2 separate regions of the Homo sapiens genome follow, and region 1 is linked to region 2. A link is an interaction called in ENCODE POLR2A ChIA-PET data of the cell type or tissue named here. Cell type or tissue: Caco-2. All regions are shown on one strand. Links, peaks and the distances in the headings refer to the core of each region. The heading gives the core; the rest is flanking DNA.

Region 1 (7,394 bases), core at 1,136-6,135, 550 kb before region 2:
GACCTTGCAACCTTGTGATGCTCACTCTTCAGCTCCAGCAGCTTTTTGTTTCGTGAATTCCATTAGATTTTTTTGCATAGATGAACTTGTCTTCTGCAAATAAAGACAGTATTATTCTTTTCTTCCCAATAACGATGCCTTTCATTTTCTTTTTTCCTTCCTAATTGCCCTGACTAGAACCTCCTGTGCAATGCTGAATGGGACCATTGAGAGTGCTGTCCCTGACTTGTTCCTGGCCTCAGGGGAAGCACTCAGTCTTTCACAAGTAGGTGTGATGTCAGCTGTCGGGTGTTCAGAGATGCCTTTTATCAGGTTGAAGAAGTTGCTTCTACTCCTGTTTGCCAAGAGTGTTTTGAGAATGCATGTTGGAATTTGTCAAATGCTTTTTCTGTGTCTATTGAGACAATCACATTGTTCTTCTTTCAGTTTGTTAATATGGTGACTTAAATTGATTTTTACGTGTTCAATCCTTAAGACAATCCTGATATATTGGGGAAAATTCTCCTTGGTTATGATGTATCATCTTTTTAATATGTTGTTGGGTTCAATTTAGTAAGCTTTTGTTTAGGACTTCTAAAGGGGGATGCTTGTTCCTATATTCTTCTCCTGTAATGTCTTTGGTTTTCATATCAAGATCATGCTGGCCTCCTGGAAGGACTTGAGAAAAATCCCTGCTTTTCAACTTTCTGGAAGAGCTTATGTAGAATTGCTATTAGCTCTTTCTTAAATGTTGGCTGGAGCTCCCCTGTGAAGCCGTCTAAGCCCGGGGTTATTTTGTATGTGAGAGGGGAAGATTTTTAACTACAGATTCAATTTGCTCATCAGCCTTCTGCTGCCTCTCAGGGGCCCTCTGTGCCTTTCCAGGGTTCTCGCTAGGTGCAGCTCCCCTCTCTCACCCTCTGCCCTGCAAGCTGTGGCTGCCTTGGTCTCCCCGACTCTCAGCGTCCTCAACTCAGGAGATCCCTGGCTCCACCTGCGTCACCTCCCAGCACTGTGACCTGGAAACTCTCTCCGGGAGGTCGGCCGGGCCCTCAGAGGGCTCATCGCGTCCGTGTCCCATTTCTCGGGTCACGGCTCCTTTTTGTCTGATGCCCATTGCCTTGAGGACCCTGGTTTCAATAGTCTTGTCTCTTATTTAGTTGTTTTGGGCAGATAAGTACATTCAGCCCCTGTCACTCCATCTTGTCTAGAAGTGGAAGTCTACTGTCTTTTATTTCTTTCACTAGAATAGTAATTTAATACATGTTTATTGTAGGAAATCTAGAAATACAAAGATACATGAAGAAAATGGTAGGAATCACTTATAGTCTCACCGACAGCTAACACGTTTAGTGTTCTCAACAGCACAATATTCTCCATCTCTGCTGAGACCCATCCCAGCAGAGGGGTGCCCGCACGGCGAGGCCGGCACAGGCCCGCGTGGGACCCACTGCCAACGCCGAAGCCAGGGTGTGACCTCTAGCTGCAGGGCCAAGGCACTGAGGGGCAGCCCCACTCACCCCTCCTTCCAACCTCTCCAGCAACAATCGGTGAGCCCCGACCCTGCCTGGAACCCTGGGGCCAGGTCGTCTGTCTGGACAGCGGCCTACAGGGAACGCACCAGAAGGTGTGGTGGGGTGGTGCCTCCCACCAAATCCACCAAAATTTGAGGAGCAGCCGCATCAAGCCCCTTTCATTGCACGTCTGAATCCCCACGCGTGGCGTTTCCTTAGAGGCAATTTCTGAAAAAGGGATTTCTGCTCAAAGTGTGTGAGCCTGTCAGGCTCTGCCCAGTATGCCAAGTCTGCAGGACCGCGTCACATTTGACCAGATAATTATTTGGGAACAGCACCCGCATGGAGCAGCCCCACAGAAGCTTCGAGCCCACACCTGGGTTCTGGCCCATTGTGTTCACGCCCCCCACACCCCGCCCGACCCCAGCTGCCGCAGGAGGGCCGGCTGATAGAGGTGGTGCAGACATTGGTCCTCACAGCCGGGCAGCCTTGAGGGGACCACACACCGCCCCGCCCAGGGCCTCCAGCACCTCGGCTCACTGCCCCGGTTCCAGCAGGAATGGGGGCCACACAACCCGAGAAACACAGACCACGCCACTGCCGAGCTGCACGAGCTTCAGCTGCAACAAATCGCCACAGAGCAGGCAGCTGCAACATCAGAAATGGACGTTCTCACAGCTCCAGGTCCAAAGTGGTTTCACTGGGCACAATAAAGGTGTAAGGTGTCTGCAGGACTCCTCGAGGCTCCTGCCGCCTCAGCCCCCGCGCTGCCCCCTTGGCCTCCCTCTCGTGGCCAGCAGAGCAGCACAGCGCTGGTGACACGTGGTCTGGTGGGGCAGACCTCCCCTGCTAAGAACACCAGAGGCGCCTCAGTCCCACCCGGATGATCCGAGATAATCCCCCGTCTCAGGGCCTCTCACTGAGTCCCCCCTGCAAACATTCCTGCCAGGTGAGGTCACTTTCCAGGGATTGGGGCCCGGACATTCCAGGGCCATCACTCAGCCCACCACACAGTGAAAGCACAGGATGCAGTGTCACAATCAGACCAAAGAACTGTTCCTTAGCTCCTCTTAGGGGCAGAATAGAGAGCACAGGGCTGAGGAGTGGCCCCCTCATGGTCCCCCTATCTCACCTGCCTCAGGTCACCTCCAGACCCTTTAACACCCAATGGTGACATTTCAGAGGCAAGGAACAGATGGACAGAAATCAGGGATTTGTGCCTGCAGGGAGTGGTGGGCGGGGTTCAGGGCTGAGCGAAGGAAGCTCCGGCAGACAGGTCCTGGCAGGAGGCTGCAGAGAGGAGGCGGCACCTGAGCCCGAAGGGAGCAGCTGGGGAAGAGGTGTCTGGATGGGACATGCCTGCCACTGACCCAAGTCTGTTCCTGTGGGTTACCCATTTCCCACGTAGACTTCTTAAGGATGGCAGCCTGGGCAATGCCCTTGTCTCTGTCCCCAACGCACACCTGGAACTGAGGGGGGAACGCATCTGTAGTGAAAGGAAGAGAAAGAGTAAAGCTGCAGCAACTCTTGGAGGGCTGAACCTGGGAGCCCAGGGAGGTGAAAGCAGATGGAGGCCCCAGTCCTGGGGAGGTGAAGGCAGGGGCAGAGGGGCCTTGATGGTGGTGGGGCGTGGTGGGGGCGTTGCAGAAACAGCAGCCAGGCTGGTGACTCTGGGGACTCCCCCTGCAGGGAGAGGGAGGCCCCGGCTAAAGGCCAAGGCTGCCCCGCACCCAGCGAGCTGTGCAAACAGCCAGCAGAAGGCCCACCGGCCCTCTGGGGACAGAGCTGAACTCACCCTGGGCTCTGCAGTACCACCAGGGGCAGCCTGCTGCTACAGGGCGGGCTCACACCTGGGGGAGCTGTGGGCAAGCAGGCCCTACCTTGGGGGCTGGCACTGCTGTGGGTCCCCTGGCTTTCACAGACCGACCACTCATGCCACCGGCACCAAGCGGACCTGGGACCTGCACGCCCTCGGCTCATCTGAGGGTGATACTGATGGGCTGTGCAAGGTCCCCAGACGCTGATGGGACCTCGATCCCAGCCAGTGTCAGGGCTCTTGACACCACCGCGAGAAGGAATTCAAGGACAAGTCCGAAAATAGTCAAAGTACAGAGATTTATTGCAAAGTGAAAAGTCTACACTCAAGAGGGGAGTTCGCGTGGACTCACAAGACAGTCGCGCAGTGAGGTTTGGGGCTGCTGCCTTTATGGGTTTTTTTTTAAACCAAGGGGCAGAGTCCAAGAAGATTCCTGGAAAAAGGTGGAGATTTCTCAGAACTGTGGTCCCACCAGTTTTTACTCCAAACATGGGTGTTCCCAGAACTGTCCTGGCACCCATGGGTGTGGGATTTAGGATTTTTTTTTTTTTTTTTTTGAGACAGAGTCTCACTCTGTTACCCAGGCTGGAATGCAGTGGTGCGATCTCAGCTCACAGCAACCTCTGTCTCACGGGTTCAAGCAATTCTCCTGCCTCAGCCTCCCGAGTAGCTGGGATTACAGGCATATGCCACCACACCCAGCTAATTTTTGTATTTTTGTAGAGACAGCGTTTCACCACGTTGGCCAGGCTGGTCTTGAACTCGTGACGTCAGGTGATCTGCCTGCCTCGGCCTCCCAAAGTGCTGGGATTACAGGCGTGAGCCACCACACCTGGCCTGGGATTTAGGATGTTAATGAGCGTATCATGAGGTCCTAGGTGAAACCCGGGTCAAATCCAGCACCGGGGTGGGTCCAGTTGGTCTTAGCCAGCTGGGCCCGCACTCTGGTTTTCAGGGTCTTACAGCCTGAAATCTATTTCAACAGTTCCCTTTGGCTGGTCCTGGAAAACTGCTGCCTGGAATTTTCTATCCTCTTGCAACCACCCTGTATGATTCCTGTCTCAGGGGATCTGAACTCCTGTTCCCAGGGGGAAGACAGCAGGAAGCCAATACACACACACACTGTGGGCAGAGAGAAACCAAGTGGCAGAGGGGAGAGAGACAAGAGGGGCCGCCCCCGCCGAGCAGGGCCTGGTTGGGGGAGGAGCCACTCGGGGCCCTGGGCGGAGACAGAAGGGGCAGCAGGTGCGAAGCTGGCAGGTTCAGCCCGGGCCAGGGGAGCCGAGAGAGGTGCGGCGAGGGGCAGGGAGGCAGGAAACAGTGTGCCAGGCCCCTGGGCCTTGAGAGGGGTTAGGGTTGAACTCTGAGTGCAACAAGAGGCCCAGGAAGTTTCCAGCACGGAGGCAGACAGGACCTAGTGTGACAGCGAGGCTCCCATAGTGCCGTGCGCCAGCTAGCATTATAAGGACTTTGCATTTATTAACTATTCTTATTTCAATGTACGGAAAAGGCTGAGGCCAGACGCACAGGCAGCTGCGCCAGGCTGGGACTCCCCACTGGCAGCCACCATGGGGCTCTGGAAGCCCCTCCTGTGCTGAATGGAGAGCCCCAGGATCTTTGCTCATCTCAATCTTTGTCAATTCTTCCGACACCCCTCACAAATGTGAGTGGTTGGTCTAAGCTGGTCACAGTGGGAGAACCCCTGGCTTTGGGGATTGGCTCACGGTGGTCCAATCAGCACAAAGCCCTGTTGCGGTCACAGCCACCCCAAGATGGGAGGGGCAGCGTGGGCAGAGGGTGGAAATGGCCCCCCATCTCAACCATCCCACAGCCCTGGATCAGCCATGCCTGAAGCCCCTGCTGCCCTGAGCTGCCCAGCTCTGGGAGCAGTGAAGGTTCTGGGAGCCAGTGAAGGTTTTGAGGGGTGGGCAGTGTGAGAAGAGGCTCCTGTTCGTTGCACCTGGAGCATCCTGAAGGTAGCAGGAAGGTTGTAGAACCGGGATGGGGCCACAAGACAGGAGGAAAGGAAAAGCAGGGGAGGGGAGGGGCAGGGCAGGGGAAAGGGGGCCGTGGAGGTGCTCGGGGGGCATCAGGAGCAGAATCCACACCTTGTCACCCCCACAGCCCCCACCTCTGCAGATCTCCAAGGCTTGAGGAGCCCCTCACACTCACTGAATGAGCCCTGAGGACCCCTGACGGGGCCTCCAGACTCAGAGTCCTGTTTGTGGGGCCACGGCCCAGCCTGCCCTTGCTAAGTAACTCTGAACTCGATTTAGACACTGGGGAAGGATTCTGAATTCAGTCCAGCGTGAATGCAGCCGTGAGGCCAGGGTGAGGCGGCCCTCACGGTGGTGATTGCCTAGAAGTTTCTTATGAAGCAGCACACACATAGTGTGACCGTCTATATGGGACTCAAAACAGGCAGAGACACCCGTGGAGACAGAGGTTAGAGCCACAGCCACGTGGCCAGGGTGGTGTGGACCTGTTTCTGGATCTGCCGCTTTAAAGTGTGTGTTTGGTTCGTGAACACTTGCTGGGGGTCCACTTACGCTTTGTGAAACTGGGCTGGGAACCTCACCTTGTAGAAGCTGCTGGAAGCAGAACACAGCATCCCTATGAGGGGGTGTGCAACTTTTAGGGGGCTGTGTCCCACAGCACAATGGGTAACTCATTTGTTTGAAAGCTGTAAGGCAAAACACATTTTTTTCTTTGCCTTTTTGTTGGTAGTCTGCATAAACTCAGCTGTTTTCTAGAAGTCAGCAAATAGCCATCCGTTTCCCTCCATGATGCCAAGGGGCCAGATGTTCGGGGAATTGCCCAGCAGACGTGGCTGCACCCCTCTGAGAGCCAGCCCAACCCAGCTCCGGCCTTGGTGGCTCCTGGTGGAAAAGCCTCTGCCCCCAAGCGTCCCCTTGGTCCAGGAGAAAGGCGGAGGCAGCCCGGCTGCTCATGCCAGCACAGCCTCCATCAAATTAAACATTCTATCCATTTACTTGATGGATGTTTGACCAGAGGAATCCAAAATTTAAATGTAAGCAGTGAGCCTGCTTTAAAGTGAATGGCTCATTAGGAAACAAAGCATCCCATGAGATCAATACTTGGCTTCTGAGCTCTGCTTTTCTGAAGGGATCGCTAAACGCCAGCAGGCAGGAGCAGCCAGGAGCTCCAATACCTTGGAGGGGGCGTTGAGCAGGCATCTGCACCAGCTAGGTTTTGGGGTGACTGCACCCCTTGAGTTGTGCGGCTGGGTGTCTTCTGGTGACGGACAAGCATGCTTCTCACTGTGGGAGCTGTCACCATCGCACACACCAGGCCCTGTTGAGACGTCAGGGCAGTAACAGGGAAGCTTCCTCAGGCTCAGAAGGAACAGATGGGCCCTGTCGGGGAGTCGGGGAGTCAGGGAGCCGAGGCCAGCCATGGAAGTCCTCAGCCAGGGAGGGTCCACATCTGGGGGAATCATGCCCAGGTGTGAGGCCCTGGGCTGGACAACAGCAGAGACAGGATGACCCAGGGGTGGTCTGCTGGTCCTGGCCCTCGTCCCCTGCTGGGAGGATGTCCAGTTAGGCCTGGAGCAGTGCCAGACCGTCCACCGCAGCCAGTGGGGGCTGCTGACGAGGATGCCTCCGATGTGTTTATCCACAGTGTCACTTCCTTTTTATTATAAAGGGAATGTGTTTCCTTTTGGGAACTTGAGAAAATACAGATTGGCAAAATGAGGACAATGCAAATCGATCGTATTCCAGCCACTCAGATACAATGACTGTTGGTGTTTATTCCACTGCGTGACATTTCATCTGGACATGGGGCCCCACTGTTGGTGTCCATCACTGTGCACCATCCTTGTGACCGGATGCTCCACGTTCCCTGCGTGCACACACTACAAAGCCCAGCCCGCTTTGTAGACATTTGGTTATTTCCAGATTCTCACTATTGTGAATAACACAGCAATGAATACTGTGGTGACCTTATGTCGTTCATCTGCCTAATGTCTATTTGGGGACCCTCCCCCAACTCTTGGCTTGGTTGGGGCTGGTCCCACTCCCAGCTCCAGGTGTGGGTGAGTCAGGCTGGGCTAGTCAGAGCCT
Region 2 (7,394 bases), core at 992-5,991:
CTGCCCTGAATTGAGCAGAAGGGATGCTCTGAGGCTCCCGGGGAGCCTCAACCCTCCACCACACTCAGACAGTGTGCCTCTCTTGGACCGTGTCCTGCGCTCTGGTGACTCTCGGGGATGCTAGTGAGGAGCTTGTCCCGGCTCAGGCTGAGCCCTCTGCTCAACTAACAGCACAGACGCAGCCCAGACAGTTGCGGAGGGGAAGCAGGTGTGGGGGTGGCCGTGCCCTCGGCACTCGGACTTGGCCTCCTGAGCCCAGTGGCGTGGGGAGTGATAGTGTGATGCTCACCTTTGCCTCCTGCGTGTCTGACGGAATCATTCCTGTTTAGACATGAGCTCCATTCTTCGGAGGGCATGACCAGGAGGCCACCTATTTGGGGATATTTTTAGAGTCATGCCATCCAAGGCAGTCTGTGCCGAGTGGCTCCATATTCAGACAGCGGCGGCATCGTCTCCAAGCCTGGGCTCAGTGGTTAGCACGTCCCGTGCTGACGAGAGACTGGAGGCGGCTTCTGAAAACCCTTCGGGGCCAAGGCTCTCTAGTCGGACTCCACACGGCTGGTGACAGATCAGGCCAGACAAGTGCATGACACCCACCATCCAAGACGACAGGCTGAGACCCCCCAAGTCCAGGTGGGCCACGGCTGGCTGGACCTCAGCTGGGACTCGGACATGCTGGCTCTGCAGCCTGGCCCCAGGGTGTGGGCCTGCAGCTCTGGCTGCTGAGAAATCCCCAGTGGGCCCTTCAATCTTTGAAGGATTCGCCCCATTGTCACTGCAGTGAGACCCCCTGAGAACCCGGGAAGGCAGTGGTGCCGCAGAAGGGGTGCTGGCCGGCGAGCCTTGGGGATCTTCCCAGGGATGCAGCAGGTGGGGCTGTGACCAGGCTGCAGAGGGTGTTTCTTCTTCGTATGTGGCCAGTGTGACTTGAGTTCAGCCCCAGAAATAAATGTGTGAGAGGACTGCGTTTGGTTTGAGCGAGGGCAGGCACAGGTAGGGAGCGGAGCTGCTACAGGAAGCCCTGCGGCTGGGAATCTGAGGGAGTCGGGGCAGCCTTGTTGCCAGGGCAGGACAGAGTACGGCCACCTGGTTGCTTGGAACAAGGTGGAGCTGTGTTCCAATTTCTCAGCACACAGGGAAACACATTTCAGTTAAATTGAATTTTCTTTTTCTTTTTTCTTTTTTTTTTTTTTGAGGTGGAGTCTGGCTAGGTCCCCAGGCTGGAGTGCAATGCTGCAATCTCAGCTGACTACAACCTCTGCCTCCCAGGTTCAAGCGATTCTCCTGCCTCAGCCTCCCAAGTAGCTGGGATTACAGGTGCACACCACCACGCCCAGCTAATTTTTGTATTTTTAGTAGAGACGGGGTTTCACCATGTTGGCCAGGATGGTCTCGATCTCTTGACCTCGTGATCCATCCACCTCAGCCATCCAAAGTGCTGGGATTACAGGCATGAGCCACCGTGCCTGGCCTAAATTGAATTTTCATGTGGAAGTCAATAACTACATAAATTTGGGAATGTCAGTGGCAGAAATCACAAAGGAAAAGATGAGTAGATGTGCTTGCATCCAACCTAAAAACATCTTTAAGTCAAAAAGCACCATGAAGAACTGCCAGCCCCTCAGCTGTGTGGAAACATCGCAACGTTGAGGCCGGGTGAGTGTCGGTGTCCTGGGTCCATCAGGGAATTGCCCCCATCTGTGTATTTAGGTCGGTGAGGTGTCACCACGCACCGACAAGGAGACAAACACACACACTGAAAATGGCCAGGGGTGTGGGCGAGTCCCCCATGGGGACCAGCGGTAGGCAGCATCCTCCGGAGACCACGGGAAGGCCAGGTCTTCCAGCTCCAACTTGCAAAGATTTGCTAAGATTTATATTTTTTTCCAGTTGTTTTTCAGTCTTTATTTTATTGAGGCCCCTGCAGGTACCTGTGGATTCTGATTTGCAGCTCTGTCCAGGGAGCATCCGGCCAAACCTGGAGCCCGGGGCGTGCGGATGGACCTCTGGACGTGGGGCCACACCTGTGCGCGAGTTTTCTCACTTACTGGCTCGGAGGTGGTTCCACATCAGCACACGCAGAGCTTCCGTGTTCCTTATTAACAGCAGTGAAGAACTAGTCATTCAAATGCGCATCATTCCCTCACACAGGGTATTTTTAAGAGAAATTGCTAGACATGGAGTTTGCTGTCAAAATGGCCCCCAGTGTGACAAGCAGATTTATTTTTACTGTGACATCCATTTCTGATGATGATGGGGGCAGACAGCCCTCCACATGGGCAGTGGGCACAGCTGAACCTCAGGCAATCGGCCACAGCCCCAGAGACAGGATCCGCATGTGAACAGACCACCAGCAGGGGCCAAAACGTCGGAAATGCAGCTTACTCTGCAGAAGGCAGCACGTCACACCCCCCAGCTCCCAAAATGTAGGAAACTGGCTCGTGCCAGGTGTGGCTAGAACGTGGGCATAGGGGAGCCCTGGGGTCACTCATGGAGCATAAACCGTGCAGCCTTCCTGGGGAGCGGCCTGGCCCTGAGAGGTGGGGACGCCAGGGCCCGGCAAAGTCCTCTCCAGGATCCACCCCCCAAGGACTCCTCCCACAGCCACACAGGGCCCACACAGGGACGTGCCCACGGCTCAATGAGGCCAGCAGGAGCGGGACACTCCATGTCCATCACCTTGGGAGGGTCAGGCAAAGCGCACTGGGTGCCCACTATGGCCCCCACAGGAGCTAATCCACCATGCAGCAGGGAGGGGTCTTGGAGACGCTATGTGGGAATGGGATGTGGCACTGGCACCCCCGCTAGGGTGCCCACGGTGGCGCCCACAGGAGCTAATCCACCACGCAGCAGGGAGGGGTCTTGGAGACGCCATGTGGGAATGGGATGTGGCACTGGCACCATGGTAGGAAGCGAAATCAGAGTCCAAACAAAGAGACACACACTCCTCCAGAACAGGAGGGAAGAGACAACACCAGCAAGGACGGCCGCACACGGCGGGGCAGGGGAGCGGAGGTTGGAGTTGGGAATGAGGATTTGAAGGACCAAGAAGAGGAATGACAAAGGTGAGGTGCCTTGCGGAGTGGTGACAACAGTGGCCAAGTGCCAATGAGGAGGACGAACCCAATGCTGGGCTGAGGCCAAACAGACAAACAAGAAGAGCAGCACCCAGGCTTGGAGCTGAGGGAGGCCCGAGCCCCGGAGAATCGGCGCTGTCCTCTGAGCTGGCCTCTCTGATGCTGCTTTCTCCATGATAAAGAGGCGCTCTCACGGCTGGCGGAGGGAATGCTCATGGCCTGGCTCAGCCTCAGCTGCTGCTCTTACAACTGCTGTGGTCATTCCCTGCCCTTAGAAACGAAGCTGCTTCCCAGCCACCCATGTGCAAAGGAAGAAGGAAAGAACGAGAATAAACGACCAAGCCTAATCCACTTTCCCTGCCTTGCGAACCACAGTATTTTCTGCTGCCGTGCACTTGGAGAGAGCAAATGTCACCGAGTCTTGTTGAGAAGACAAGAGAGGCAAGAGGTCTGAACAACACCCAGCTGGGGGCAAATGCCTTCAGACAAGCACAACCAAAGTAAAACAGGAACGAGCAATGACCCTAAAAGATGTGCTAGAAATAATTGACCAAGTATAAAATAAATATTTGAGTATTCTATTGCAGTAACTTGCCATGCCATTCACTTGTAATAAATGAACCTCTTTCAAGTTAGAACATGTTGCGTTTGTGCAGCCAGGATTAAATATGGTAGGTCTGGGGCCCGGAGCGTCTCCCGGTGTTCCCACTCCTGGCCTGGTGGGTTCCAGCTGCAAGTGCTGGACTCTGCATTGGAAGTGAGGGTGAGGCCGGGCGCGGTGGCTCATGCCTGTAATCCCAGCACATTGGGAGGCTGAGGTGGGCAGATCACCTGAGGTTAGGAGTTCGAGACCAGCCTGGTCAACATGGTGAAACCCTGTCTCTACTAAAAATACAAAAATTACCCAAGTGTGGTGGCATGCACCTGTAGTCCCAGCTATTTGGGAGTTTGAGACAAGAGAATTGCTTGAACCCAGGAGGCGGAGGTTGTAGTGAGCCAAGATCATGACACTGCACTCCAGCCTTGGGGACACAGCGAGACTCCATCTCAAAAAATAAATAAATAAATAATAAATAATTAAAAAATTAAATAAAAAGTGAAGGTGGGAACCTGCACAGCAAAGAAAGATAAGACTTCCAGGCTGGGTGCAGTGGCTCACGCCTGTAATCCCAACACTTTGAGAGGCCAAGGCGGGCAGACCACAAGGTTAGGAGATCAAGACAATCCTGGCCAACATGGTGAAACCCTGTCTCTACTAAAAATACAAAAATTAGCTGGGCATGGTGGCGGGCGCCTGTAATCCCAGCTATTCAGGAGGCTGAGGCAGGAGAATCACTTGAACCCAGGAGGCGGAGTTTGTAGTGAGCTGAGATCGCGCCATTGCACTCCAGTCTGGCAACAGATCAAGACTCTGTCTCAAAAAAAAAAAAAAAAAAAGACAAATCCAGAAATGCACACTAACTCCAAAGGGTTTCCTTTTAATCTTAAGACAGTTATCAGTCAGAGAGCTCAGGCATGAACCAAAATCTATGTTTGTGGAAAATGATACACAGACAACACTCACCACACAGGTGCATCACACTGACACGACACCACACGCATTCACCACATCGGCATCGTAAAGGGAAGCCCCAGTGACTACGGAACATTTGTGACTGTCTCTGGGAAGTTTTTCAAAAGGCCAGTTCTGAAAACTTCCACTAACAGCCTGGGAGGAACAGAACCTAGACTCACTCTCCCCCATGAAACAACTGAAAAAAACAGGCAAATATGTGAAGCAAAATGTTTTCAGAGCCTGGTCTCCGGCAGCGTGGTGCAGTGCTCCCTGAGAGACGTGAAACAAACGGGTTGAGACCTAGAGCTGCCGGAGCTCATGACCAGGAGAGAGTTTCCAGGATGCAGCACAGGGAAAAGGAATCCAGGCAGAACCACGGTTTCCTACAGCTGAGGAAACACAGCTGGGAGCCTGCTAGGCAAAGATGGCCATAAACCACAGGACGGAGTCCCAGACAGAAAGGAGCTGTACTTACGGTAGATTCCAACAATCCGCAGAAGATCCTCCTCCGGTATCTAGGTGTGAATGGATCAGAGGGGAAGGAGCTGAATTTACGGTAGATTCCAACAGTCCATGGAAGATCCTCCTCCAGTGTCTAGGTGTGAATGGATCAGAGGGGAAGGAGCTGAATTTACAGCAGATTCCAACAGTCCGTGGAAGATCCTCCTCCGGTATCTACGTGTGTACGGATCTGTGCAGGTGTGAGAGGCAAATACTCAAGGCCAGGGAAAGACCATCAGAAAGAGAAGCAGAAGTGACCCTTAGAGCTCATGCACAGGCAGGAATGTTGCCTGTTCCGCCAGTCAGAGCAGAGATCTCATGGCCCATGGGACGTGGAGTGGAGCACTCAGAAGGCTTTGCCACAGTAGGGGAGATAAACTCGTTCTAGGCTAAAAACTGTTCTGACCTTGCCTGAAACGTTCAAAGCAAGCCTCGGGAGAAACAAACTGTTTCCATGTAACTTAATTGCATTCCAGAACAAAGCTCAAGAATATTTGTAGGAAGACAAAAATGTCAATTATTTAACAAAGTAAACTCAGAATATCTGGCATGCAATCAAAAATTAGTGGGCATGCAAAAAAGAAAAAGAAAACGTAACCCAAAATGAGGATATAAATTAATCCATAGAAACAGATCTAGAAATGACAAAGAAGGTAGATTTAGCAGAAAAGGACATTAAAACAATTATTGTAACTATATTTTTATGTTCAAAATGGTAAAGAAAAGAGTGAGTATTAGGAGGAGACACATTGAAGATTTAAAAAAAAAAACACAAATCAAACTTCTAGAGATGAAAACTACAACGTCTGAGGTGAAAAGTACACTGGATGGGATCCCCGCAGATTAGACATTGAAGAAGAACAGATGCGTGAACCTGAAGACACAGCAACAGCAATAGAGACTGTACAAAATAAAACACACAGAAAAAAATACTTAAAAAATGGACAGAGCATCAGTGAGCTACAGGACAACTTAAAGTGCCCTAATGCGTGTGTAATATTAAGGCACTTTAAGTTGTAAAACAAGGATTTGAACAAGGTAAACCCACAAATCCAAGAATCTCAGTAAACCCCAAGCACAAGAAATATTAAGAAAACAACACCAAGTCACATTATAATCTAACTGCTCAAAACTTGTGTTAAAGAGAAATTTCTTAAAACCAACTAGAGGGAGGGAAAACTTCACATACAGAGGAATGAAGATAAGGATAAGGATGGATTTCTGATTGGAAACAATGCAAGTGAGAAGACCATGGAGCAACCTCTTTAAAGTGCCAACAGATTCTTTTTCTTTTTTTCTTTTTTCTTTTTTTTTTTTTTTTTTGAGACGGAGTCTTACTCTGTTGCCAGGCTGGAGTGCAGTGGTGCGATCTCGGGTCACTGCAACCTCCGCCTCCCAGGTTCAAGCAATTCTCTTGCCTCAGCCTCCTGAGTAGCTGAGTCTACAGGCATGCTCCACCACGCCTGGCTAACTTTTGTATTTTTAGTAGAGATGGGGTTTCACCATGTTGGCTAAGATGGTCTCAATCTCTTGACTTTGTGATCCACCCGCCTCAGCCTCCCAACGTGCTGGGATTACAGGCATGAGCCACTGCGCCCGGCCGAAAGTACCAACAGATTTTTAAAAAGTGTTAGAATTCTATACCCGAGAAAAGCATCTTTTAAAAATGGAGGTGAAATAGACTTTTTTAGGAATCCAAAGACTGAAAGATTTCATCAACAGTAGACAAATGTCATATGACATGTTAAAGGCAGTCGTCGGACAGAAGGACAATCTGAAGCTGGACAAAGGAATAAAAAGTATTGGAAATGGAAAATATGTGGACGAATATTAAAAACTTACTTTTAAAATATCCTTAAAAGATAACCAACTGCTTAAAACGAAAAGAAAAAACCTAATGATGTATTGTGAGGTTTAAAAATGTGTGAGGTTGGCCAGGTACGGTGGCTCACACCTGTAATCCCAGCACTTTGGGAGGCCGAGACGGGCGGATTGCTTGAGCTCAGGAGTTTAAGACCAGCCTGAGCAATGTAGCAAAACCCCATCTCTACAAAAAATACAAACAATTAGCCGGGCATGGTGGCACATGCCATAGTTCCTGCTACTCGGGAGGTTGAGGTGGGAGGACCTCCTGTGCCCGAGAGGTCAGGGTGGCAGTGAGCCATGATCGTGCCATTGCACTCCACAATCCAGCCTGGATGACAGAGTAAGAAAGACCCTGTCTCAAAAAAAAAAAAAGTGTGAGGTTTAAAAACGTGTGA

Evidence for each region. Peaks named below come from ENCODE experiments on the same cell type or tissue, not always from the same donor. Only the 100,000 strongest peaks of a DNase experiment are listed, where the experiment ranks them.
Region 1: POLR2A ChIA-PET joins it to region 2 with 10 read pairs; 2 of 35 experiments call an interaction of 5 or more read pairs at or near these places.

The regions. Positions count from the first base shown.
Region 1 is chr21:45,010,084-45,017,477 of GRCh38, forward strand. No RefSeq gene overlaps it. Among named protein-coding and RNA genes, the nearest start is that of PICSAR, 9.1 kb to the left of the region's middle. RefSeq lists enhancers at 1,796-2,995, 1,881-2,866, 2,867-3,850, 6,711-7,211 and a silencer at 2,631-2,925. In Caco-2, for the core only: no CTCF peak of the experiment used is centred there; DNase peaks (open chromatin) are centred at 2,448, 2,738, 3,228, 3,691 and 1 weaker place; H3K4me3 peaks cover 1,185 bases.
Region 2 is chr21:45,557,635-45,565,028 of GRCh38, forward strand. It overlaps a transcript of SLC19A1 not described here. Among named protein-coding and RNA genes, the nearest start is that of SLC19A1, 19 kb to the left of the region's middle. RefSeq lists an enhancer at 2,711-3,420. In Caco-2, for the core only: no CTCF peak of the experiment used is centred there; no DNase peak of the experiment used is centred there.